2 separate regions of the Homo sapiens genome follow, and region 1 is linked to region 2. Evidence: read pairs that join two places in POLR2A ChIA-PET (ENCODE). Cell type or tissue: A673. All regions are shown on one strand. Each heading gives the region's core, and the rest is flanking DNA. Links, peaks and the distances in the headings are about the cores only.

Evidence for each region. ChIA-PET counts read pairs that join two places held together with the same protein. Peaks named below come from ENCODE experiments on the same cell type or tissue, not always from the same donor. Only the 100,000 strongest peaks of a DNase experiment are listed, where the experiment ranks them.
Region 1: POLR2A ChIA-PET joins it to region 2 with 6 read pairs; 3 of 35 experiments call an interaction of 5 or more read pairs at or near these places.

Annotation. Positions count from the first base shown.
Region 1 is chr18:59,086,470-59,091,845 of GRCh38, forward strand. No RefSeq gene overlaps it. Among named protein-coding and RNA genes, the nearest start is that of SEC11C, 51 kb to the right of the region's middle. RefSeq lists an enhancer at 4,635-5,136. In A673, for the core only: no CTCF peak of the experiment used is centred there; no DNase peak of the experiment used is centred there.
Region 2 is chr18:59,178,494-59,183,869 of GRCh38, forward strand. No RefSeq gene overlaps it. Among named protein-coding and RNA genes, the nearest start is that of GRP, 39 kb to the right of the region's middle. In A673, for the core only: no CTCF peak of the experiment used is centred there; a DNase peak (open chromatin) is centred at 2,218; H3K4me3 peaks cover 712 bases; H3K27ac peaks cover 2,553 bases.

The sequences.
Region 1 (5,376 bases), core at 230-5,229, 92 kb before region 2:
AAAGTGCTTGCCATGTGCCAAACAGAATTGTTTCATTTAATACACAAAACTCATAGAAATAGATACTAAACAATCTTTCCAAGTAGATATTGTTAGTATCCCATTTTATAGTTGAGAAAAATGAGGCTCAGAGGGGTTGAGTTCCCCAAGATCACACAGCTCATAAATGGCAGAGCTGAGATTTCAATCAGGCAGTCTGACCCCAGAGGCTGCACCCTGACTACTTATTATTAACAGTGTCTGTCCCTGCCTTGCAGTTTCGTTACAGAAGGAATTGAGACAACATCTGCAAGAACCTTTTGAAAAACGACCACTATGCAAAGGGAAGGAAGCGTGCTATACTTTTCCATTCATAGTGGAAGTAGAGGACCCCCACTTTTCATGATCCCTGTTCAGTCATAGCTTTTGTTCAAGTTGTCTGGTCGAGTTGTTTAAAGACAGTGGGCAAATAAAAGGGAACAAAATGCAGAACAATTTTAAGAGTCGGAAGCACAAAATCATGACAGAAACAAGATGAGCCTGAAGTGGAGGCTGGTAAGGCCCGGGAGATGGAATAGGCCCCCCTTTCTTACTGTAGTCACAGACATCCTCTTCCTAAACCCCAGAATAACAACTCAGCAACTGCTATGATGCTGTTGGCACTGATTGGAATCCAACCCCAGGGCTTTGCCTCAGCAACTGGAGTTTTTTCTTCTACTTATAATTAACTCTTCTTCTCCATTCTCACCTCTGTTCTCACTCTCTAATTCCCTCCTCTGTTTTTTAGAGATAGGGTCTTGCTCTGTTGTCCAGGCTGGAGGGCAGTAGTGCCATCATAGCTCACTACAGTCTCTAACTCCTGGCTGCAAGCTGGGAGGATTGTTACAGGCCTGAGCCACCGTGCCTGGCTCCCCTCCTCGATCTTCTCTCTTTATACCCCCTTGTGAGAGAGACTGCTGTGTGTTCCCCAACATCTGTCTTCTCCTTTCATAATAGCAGACTGTAGCTAGGCACATGGTTGCCCAGCTGAACGCCATTTCCCAGCCTCCCTTGCAGGCATAGCCATGTGACTTCATATTCCCTGACTCAACAGTTAGAGACATGTGTTTACTTATATATAATCTAGTTCACCTGACAGCTGGCTGTGTGATGTGGGCAGAGATGTGCTGGCCACACTTGATCTCAGTATCGCTGAATTCATCTGCTCTCGCTCACTCTGCTCCTCCCAATTCAGGTGTAGTCTGGCTCTGAAAGAATGCAGCTTGCCAGTGTTTCTTTCTCTGGCCATCTAGCTTACTCATATTACTTTGATATCATGCTTTGTTAAAGCACAAAAATGCTCTCCCTGGGCTGGGCTCCATGGCTCACACCTGTAATCCCCACACTTTGGTAGGCCGAGGTGGGTGGATTGCCTGATGTCAGGAGTTCAAGACCAACCTTGCTAACATGACGAAACCCTGTCTCTATGACAGGGTGGCGCCTGCCTGTAGTCCCAGGTACTCAGGAGGCTGAGGTGGGAGAATCACTTGAACCCGGGAGGTGGATGTTGCAGTGAGCTGAGATTGCACCATTGCACTCCAGCCTGGGTAACAGAGGGAGACTCCATCTCAAAAACAAACAAACAAACAAACAAACAAACGTTCTCTCTGCATGTGCAGAGGAACACACTGCCTAATTCTCTGACCCCTAGACTGTCAGGGAGCTGAGCCTGGAATTTGGAGGCGGGCAGAGAGAAATGCGATTTCTTTTCATCCCATAGTAGAAATGACTCTAATCAACAGCTAATCATCACTATCTAATGGGGTCTGCTCTGATCTGCCACAACAAAAAGAGAACTCATTGAGGTTGCAATGAGCTATGATCGTGCCACTGCACTCCAAGCCTGGGTGACAGGGCAAGAGCCCGTCTCTTAAAAAAAGAGAGAAAACCTATACTTGCTGCTGTGAACAAGGAGAGAGAGTTTGATTAAGCAGGATGGACATTTTCCAGATGGGCTGCAAGGGGGTAATGCTTTTTTCAGGTGTAAAAGTGAGTTTATTAATGAGTTAACATGGATTGAGGACTTACCATGTACCTGATGAGGTACTAAACCCTTTAGATGGGTTATTTAACTTAATCCATCCCAAAGTCTCTACTACTATTTCCATACTATAGTTGAAAAAAGTGAGACTCAGAGAGGTTGAGTCACTTGTTCAAGGTCACACAGCTAGTAACTGACAGAGAAGGGTTTGAACCAAGGCCAGCTGATTCCCTGGCCTCTGCCCTTAATCAGCACTCTGATGAAGACTACGTGGCAGTCCTTGGGATGGGAGATTCCAGATCATAGGAACAGAGATGCTCAAGGAAGCTTTGCAATGACCAGAGGCTGTGGCCCTTCAGGCACCTCCTTGCCACTTGCCTTTGTCCTCTTCTGATACCTGCCCTTTGGCTACAGGGTAGGATCCTCCCTCACGTTCTTCATTGGTGGGCTCACTGGGCTCTCCCAGCCTTTCCAGCCTGATCCTCTAATTGGTATCTCATGTAGAGGGCTCTGTGCTGGTGACTAGTGGGTGATGAGAGCTCTGGCACCTGTTTGGCCAGTAGACAAATGCTACAAGTCCTTGTACTCTCCTTTCCCTGCAACCTCTCTAAGGGGTGGAGGCGGGGGGGTTCAGGAAGGGGCAGGAGCTTTCCATGCTGTAGGCCCAGGGACTTCCCCTCAGCTCAGGCCTGGGACCTCTGGCCACAGTTCCTGGGCCAGGGGACTTAGCCCACACATAAGAAAGAACTAGGAACCAGGACTGTGAGACTTGAGATCACATCATGAGTGATGCTATTTTTCAAAAAGGAAGTAAGAGGTCGGGTGTGGTGGCTCATACCTGTAATCCCAGCACTTTGGGAGGCCGAGGCAGGTGGATCACTTGACGTCAGGAGTTCGAGACCAGCCTGTCCATCATGGTGAAACCCTGTCCCTACTAAAAATACAAAAAAATTAGCCGTGCATGGTGGCGTGTGCCCGGAATCCCAGCTACTCAGGAGGCTGAGGCAAGAAAATCGCTTGAACCTGGGAGGTGGAGATTGCAGTGAGCTGAGATCGTGCCACTGCACTCCAGCCTGGGCGACAGAACAGGAGTCCATCTCAGAAGAAACAAAACAAAACAAAACAAAAAAACAAAACACACAAAAAACCAAACAAAAAAACCCAAAAAACAAAAAACAAAAAAACCCAAGGCTCGATTCCTGAATACCTATCTTGTTTTCCCAGTGACAAAATACATTCCTGGAAGGTGAAATATTTTTCTCCTGGAATTATGTGCTCTTTAACCCCTTTCAACACTTAGAATCTACCTAATTCATGAAGTGGCACCAGCTTATTTGACTTGTCCTTTTCTTTCATCTGTATACAGCAATGTCTTGTGTATTAGTTTCTTAGAGTTGCAGTAACAAAGTACTAAAAAGCGGGTGGCTTAAACCATAGAAATGTCATGTCTCACAGTTCTGGAGACCTGAAGTCCAAGATCAAGGTCTTCAAAGTCAGCAGGGGTGGCTTCTGCGGGCTGCGAGAGCAAACCCGTTCCATGCTCTCCCCCAGCGTCCATGGTTTGCATGTTCCACGCTTTCCCCCAGCATCCATGGTTTGCACCCATTCCATGCTCTCCCCCAGCATCCATGGTTTGCACCCGTTCCATGCTCTCCCCCAGCATCCATGGTTTGCACCCGTTCCATGCTCTCCCCCAGCATCCATGGTTTGCACCCGTTCCATGCTCTCCCCCAGCATCCATGGTTTGCACCCGTTCCATGCTCTCCCCCAGCATCCATGGTTTGCACCTGTTCCATGCTCTCCCCCAGCGTCCATGGTTTGCACCCGTTCCATGCTCTCCCCCAGCGTCCATGGTTTGCAGGCAATCTTCGGGGCTCCTCAGCTTGCAGAAGCACTGCCCTGATCTCTGCCTTCATCTTTATGTGGCATGTTCCCACTATCTGTGGCCACATTTTCCCTATTTATAAGGATATTTGTCATGTTTGAATAGAAGCCCACCCTACACCAGTATGACCTCATCTTAACTAATTATACTTGCAATGACCCTATTTCCAAATAAGGTCACAATCCTGAGGTACTGGGGAATAAGGGCTTCAGAATATGAATTTGAGGGGAACACAATTCAATCCATAACACCTTTCAAAACTTTAGGTTTCTTTTTCTTTTTTGAGACAGGGTCTTGCTCTGTCTCCCAGGCTGGTGTGCAGTGGTGTGATTTTGGCTCACTGCAGCCTCAACCTCCTAGGCTCATGCGATCCACCCAGCTCAGCCTCCCAAGTAGCTGGGACCACAGGTGCACGCCACCACATGTGGCTAATTTTGTTTATTTTTTGTAGAGATGAAGTCTTATTACATTGCCCCATCTGGTCTTGAACTCCTGGGTTCAAGCGATCTGCCCATCTTGGCCTGACAAAGTGCTGGGATTACAGGTGTGAGCCACCGTGCCCGGCCTAAAACTTTAGGTTTCTAATAAAGCACTTCTAAGGGCTCTTTGAGACAATATTTTCCACTGTGAATGAGGAGGTATATGAAAGAAACTCTCTTAAAACACAGTGAAACTGCTGTCGACAAGACAGCTGCCTCTCGGCATTAAAATGCAAAATTGGCCAGGGAGAGCACCATTCCCTTTGCTATGTGAGATGACACCGCCATCTTGGGCATGGCAACTGAGTGCACTTCCATCCTTGAAGTCTATTATTTTTGCAATGAGTTTCAAAACAGGCAGAAGAAACAGCTGCTCTGGTGTGAATTTGCTCCCTCCCCGTCACTCTGGCTCCAATTATCTGCTCAGAGACACCAGAAGGAAAACACTTTGCTCTTCCTCCCACATAGACAGAGCTTGTCCTCCTTTCAGATCAACTAAGGGGCAGTTTGCAGCAGGGTTCTGCAGAGGGAGACATTCTTGTTTGGCCTCACAATCTCTCCTAGTCTTATGCAGATTTCTGACAGTCTGTTATTTGTGTGGTCTTTGAAGACATGGTGGCCCTGCAGCTGAATGGCGCTGGGCAGGCCTGTGGCATGGAATAACCAGAGGGCCATGGAGGGGCAACTTTTACAGCCACCCCTCAATGTTGGCCAAATGTGACTCAGCCTGATGCACTGCAAGGTGAGTCTGAGGATCACATGCAAAGGACAAGCTGCCACTCTGTTGTGTTTTTGATTGGAAGGGTCGGTGTGTGACTTGTCTTTTGAGGGTAGTGACATTTCCTTTTCTTTGTCCTGTTCAGCATATCATGGGGACTATGAACTTTCTGTTCTTGCCACTGACATTCCCCTTTCTAAAAATCCAATCAAATAACTATACAGGTCTAAGGAGAGATGATGAGGAGATGATGGGTCTCCGTGAATGGCACAGAGGCCACATTCAGAGTAAAGCT
Region 2 (5,376 bases), core at 318-5,317:
GCCTGTAGTCCCAGCTATTCAGGAGGCTGAGGTGGCAGGATCACTTGAGACTGGGAGTTCCATGCTGCAGTGAGCTGTGATCACACCACTGCACTCCGGCCTGTGCAACAAAGAGAGACCCTGTCTCAATAATAATAATAATAATAATAATAATAATAATAATAATAATAATCAGGGTTTCTGGCCCCAACCAGTTTATTTGAAAGACAGTCTTTGCAGGGGGGACCAGGCATTCTATCTCTTCAAGCTTCTGGGTGACTGTCATGGGCAGCCAGGGTTGAACGTCACAATGTAAAAACAGCTTTCTTACCTCTGGTGGAGGAGAAGTGGTCTCCATTAAGCAGGTCAGGGATTCCTCTTCCAGGGGATATTACTAGGACAAGTGATCCCTGCATCTCTAGCCCTGTCGACTGCGAGAATTTCTAGATGGTGTTCTACCCACCTCACCTTTGCCATGGAGCAAAGATCCCCTCAGAGGCAGCCCCTCCCTGAGAGCCACCTGCTTCACTCACTTCCTCCTTGCAGCATTCTCTTCAAATCCCTCTCTCTTTATGGCAAAGCAATATCTGAGAATCTGAGAAGCGCACCTCAGTGTTATGTGTATGAAGTTGAGGAAGGTAGTATCTTAGTTCATTGAGCTGCTGTAGCAATACCATACAATCAGTAGATTTTAAACAACAGAAACTGATTTCTCAGCCAGGCTTAGTGGCTCATGCCTGTAATCCCAGCACTTTGAAAGGCCAAGATGGGAGGATCACTTGAGCTCAGGAGTTCAAGACCAGCCCGGGCAACATAGTAAGACCCAATCTATACAAAAATAAAAAAAAAAAATAGCCAGGTCTGGTGGTGCACACCTGTAGTCCCAGCTACTTGGGAGGCTGAGGTAAGAGGGTTGCTCAAACCAGAGAGTTCAAGGCTGCATTGAGCTGTGATCACACCACTGCACTCCAGCCTGGGTGACAGAGTAAGACCGTGTCAGAAAAGAAAAGAGCGAAAGAAAAAGAAAAGATTGATTACTCACAGTTCTAGAGGATAGGAGGTCCAAGATGAAAGCACCTGCAGGTTCAGTGTCTGGTGAGGTGTCTTCCTGATTCCTAGATGGCCATCATCTCCCTGTGTCCTCACAGGGTAGAAGGGGCTGGGGAAGCTCTCTGGGGTTCCTTTTACAAGGGCACAAATCCCATCCATGAAGGCTCAGTCCTCATGACTTAATCACCTCCCAAAGGCCCCACCTCCTAATACCATCACACTGGGGCTTAGATTTCAACATACGAATTTGGGGAGACACAGACATTCAGCCTTTAGCAGGTAGGAAGGTTAGCACTTTGGTTCCCACACATATAAACGCCCCTAAGTCAGTGCTTCTCAGAACTTCACTGTGCATAGGAATCACTTGGGGATCTTGTTAAAGCGCAGATTCTGCTTTAGAAGTTCTGGGATGGAGCTGCGGGTCTGCATTTCTAACGAGCTCCCAGGCAGTGCTGCTGCCGTTGGTCAGTGGACCCACGTGGAATAGCCAGGCTCCAGGATGCTATCACCTTCCAGCCTTTCCTCTGGAGGTTTTGGGGTTTCTACTTGAACCTACTGGGTCAGACGGCCTCATAGGAAAGGGTACCAGAATGAGAAAAACCTGAGATCCTCACTGGTGGTAGGATGTGCTGTATTGATTTGGCTCAGAATACACTGAGACAAGAGCCCAGGTGAAAAGTGTTTCTTCTCCTCGCTGGGTAACAGAGCCATGAGGCTCATCCGCAGAAAATCAACCACGACCTAAAGGCAACATGGAAAGAGAGTGTCTCCTGTCCATGCCCTTCTGTGACTGCCCAGTCAAGAACACCCTCTGTACCCATGCTCACCTGATCATACTGGGATCATCTGCTGTGATCAGCCCTCCCACTGCGTGCTGGTTCTTACCTTGTTTCCTTGGAGCTCCAGGGTACAATCTCTGTTAGTCTGGAGCTGAGAGGGTGCTTACTAATTACATTTATTGGGTGAACGTGGATGAAACAATCTGCTTGAATCTTGTAATCTATGTTTCTATTGGCACCAGCCCCAGGACAGGGTGTGTCATTTGACAGGAGGTACTAAGCAGGACTCCATATTGAAAACACTCCATGACAGCTACCACTAAAGGAATTTTCAAATTTCATTTTTTCCCCAAACACTGCCTTTCTTAGCTGCTGAGTTTTCTGTGTCTCATCTGCATGGAGCCTCTTCCCCCGGAAAAGGGATTAGGCAGGGCCTGGGCGACCCTCCAAGGAAGGCGGAGGCTATTTGCATCTCTAACCACAAGGAAATTACTCCTGACAGCCCAAAGTAAAGCAGAAATATTAAGAACCATGGAGTGACGTTCCTGTACCAGAAGAAAAATGGAAGATTATAAAAAGTTTTAGAGGCCAGAGCACAGCAGTAAATTGTAGATTATGAATATATATTTAAAGTCTGCATGAAAGTCAGTGGCCTTTTTTCCTCAGAATTTGCAAAAGTGTGTTTTCGATGGGCTGTTTCAGAGTTTTTTGATTATGATAGCTTAACATATGACGTTTCTAATTTCCTTATGTTATTGTCCTTCAGAAACACTGGCTCTATCTCCATTTTAAAATTCCACACAAAAAAAAAGACAGGTAATTTGCACATTTAGGAATGTATTACCCAGTTTTTAAATGGTCCAGACATTTGAGTTTTCCTGATACCTGCTTCTGGCTAATGTATGCAAAAGAAGAAGAGCGAAGGGAGATAAAATTCAAATCGATATACTTTGTACCCACTTATGAAAAGCTCTGGTGAAAAATATGTGGACCTGAAAGAATGCAGAGGTGACTCTCTATTGCTACTCACCCTGAGGCCTTGGGGTTCTCGGTGATGGATTCAGGGCTTCTTCTCTGGCCACTGTTGGGTGATATTGGTGATATACACACAGGAGGTTAATTTGTTGGAGCCAAAAACTACGCATGAGTACAACAATAATAAATATTACTTTAAGTTAAAAAATGAATCCCGGCCAGGCACGGTGGCTCATGCCTGTAATCCCAGCACTTTGGGAGGCCGAGGTGGGTGGATCACCTGAGGTCAGGAGTTTGAGACCAGCCTGACCAACATGGTGAATCCCTGTCTCTACTAAAAATACAAAATTAGCTGGGTGTGGTGGCGCATGTCTGTAATCCCAGCTACTCAGGAGGCTGAGGCAGGAGAATCGCTTGAACCTGGGAGGCAGAGGTTGTGGTGAGCCGAGATCACGCCATTGCACTCCAGCCTGGGCAACAAAAGTGAAACTCTGTCTCAAAAAGTGAAAAAATAAAATGAATCCGTCTGGCACAGTGGCTCACCCCTGTAATCCTAGCGCTTTGGGAGGCCGAGGCGGGCAGATCACTTGAGGTCAGGAGTTTGAAACCAGCCTGGCCAACATGTTAAAATCCCATCTCTACTAAAAATACAAAAATATTAGCTGGGCGTGATGGCGGGTGCCTTAATCCCAGCTACTTGGGTGGCTGAGGCAGGAGAATTGCTTGAACCCAGGAGGCGGAGGTTGCAGTGAGCCAAGATTGCACCATTGCACTCCAGCCTGGGTGACAGAGTGAGAATCCATCTCCAAAAAAAAAAACAAATCTATCCATAACACCTCATTTTTACTGTCCAGTACCAAGGCGTTTTGGTGGTTTTCCTGTGTGAGCCTGCAAATTAATTATGGGTCAGCATGCACTAGAACACTACCTGGTTCCTGCAATATGCGAAAGTAAAACCTCCCCTGTGTGGGAATTTAAGTCGATCTTTGCTTGCTGAAAGGGTAGCAGTGACTTTAATAAACACCAACTCTTTTTTTTTTTTTTAAGAGATGGGGTCTCGCTCTGTTGTCCAGGCTGGAATGCTCATTGCCAGCCTCAAATTCGTGGGCTCAAGTGATCCCCCCACTCAGTACCTGTGACTACGGGCATGTGCCACCATGCCTGGCTAATTAAAAAAATTTTTTTTGTAAACACAAGGTCTGGCTTTGTTGCCCAGGCTGTCTTGAACTCCTGGTTTCACGTGATCCTCCTGCCTCGGCCTCCCAAAGTATTGGGATTGCGGGGGTGAGCCACCATGTCTGGCCCAAACTTTTTTAGACCAATGAATATCTTGCCAAAACGTGTAAATATTAAATAACATGAATTAATGAATGTAATCCTTTAATTTCCCAGTCTTACACAAAGCCTGGTGTCTTTAGCTATGACATTTAAGTAGCTGAAATCAAATATATAATTAAATTCTGCAAGAAAATAAAACGGAAACTCAGATACCTTGGAATAATTACACTGAAGATGTTAGCAATTCTCTGTCTTGTTATTATTGGAGTTGGCCCTTAGGAATGCTTTCCTCTGGCTGGGAATACCAGCTGCAAACATAAAATCTCACTTGGGACTACTCCTTCCCTTAAGGGTAATTTGTCCCAGCTGTAATGTGGGTAGCATTAGAGAAGTCAGGTTAAATTTTGCACAGAGGAGATTAAAGGCTCAGGATAGTGATATATAGGATATATATTTTGATGGAGGGTTGGGAAGATGTGGTATAAGTGCACTTGGAGTTGCTGCAATACCATCCTGAGTGCCTGGGGAGAGTACCAAAATGGGGAGGTGATTGGATGCTGGTGGCAAGAATAACGCTTTGAAGACATTCTGTCTCATAAGCGCCACCTCTGCACCAAACACTAGCAGATGCTGCCCTGCGGGGCTCTTGGTTATAACAGGCAGAGCTAGTCTGGGGTTCAGTTCCTGGGGAACTGCAGGGATTAAGAATGCTATGAGAGGCTGGGTATAGTGGCTCACACCTGTAACCCCAGCACTTTGGGAGGCCGAGGAAGGCAGATCACTTGAGGTCAGGAGTTTGAGACCAGCCTGGCCAACATGGCGAAAAGCTGTCTTTACTAAAAGTACAAAAATTAGCCAGGCATGGTGGTGTGCACCTGTAATCCCAGCTACTCAGGAGGCTGAGGCAGAAGAATCACTTGAACCGGGAGGTGGAGGTTGCAGTGAGCCGAGATGGTGCTACTGCTCTTTAGCCTGGGCGAGAGAGTGAGTGAGAGTCTGTCTCAAAAAATACAAAAATAAAAAATAAAAAGAAGAATGCTATGAGATAGGGAAATGGAACCAGGGTCTTGGACTGAATGCAAAGCAGGAGTAAGCTTCCCCCATGTGAATAAAAAGGCTGGAAAAAGCTGTAGCAAGAGTTGATTAAGGTTCTGTTTTTTTTCATAGCTGCATGCCCAAAAAGGAAGGTAGGAGGACATTAACACATCCTTTCTCACAGGACCTTCGCTACGCTGCTACCTGATTCTGTGTCTGGCTTTGCAGTATCTCAAGGCTTTTATAAAAGCTGGTTCTGGACTGTTTACTATGGGGACGT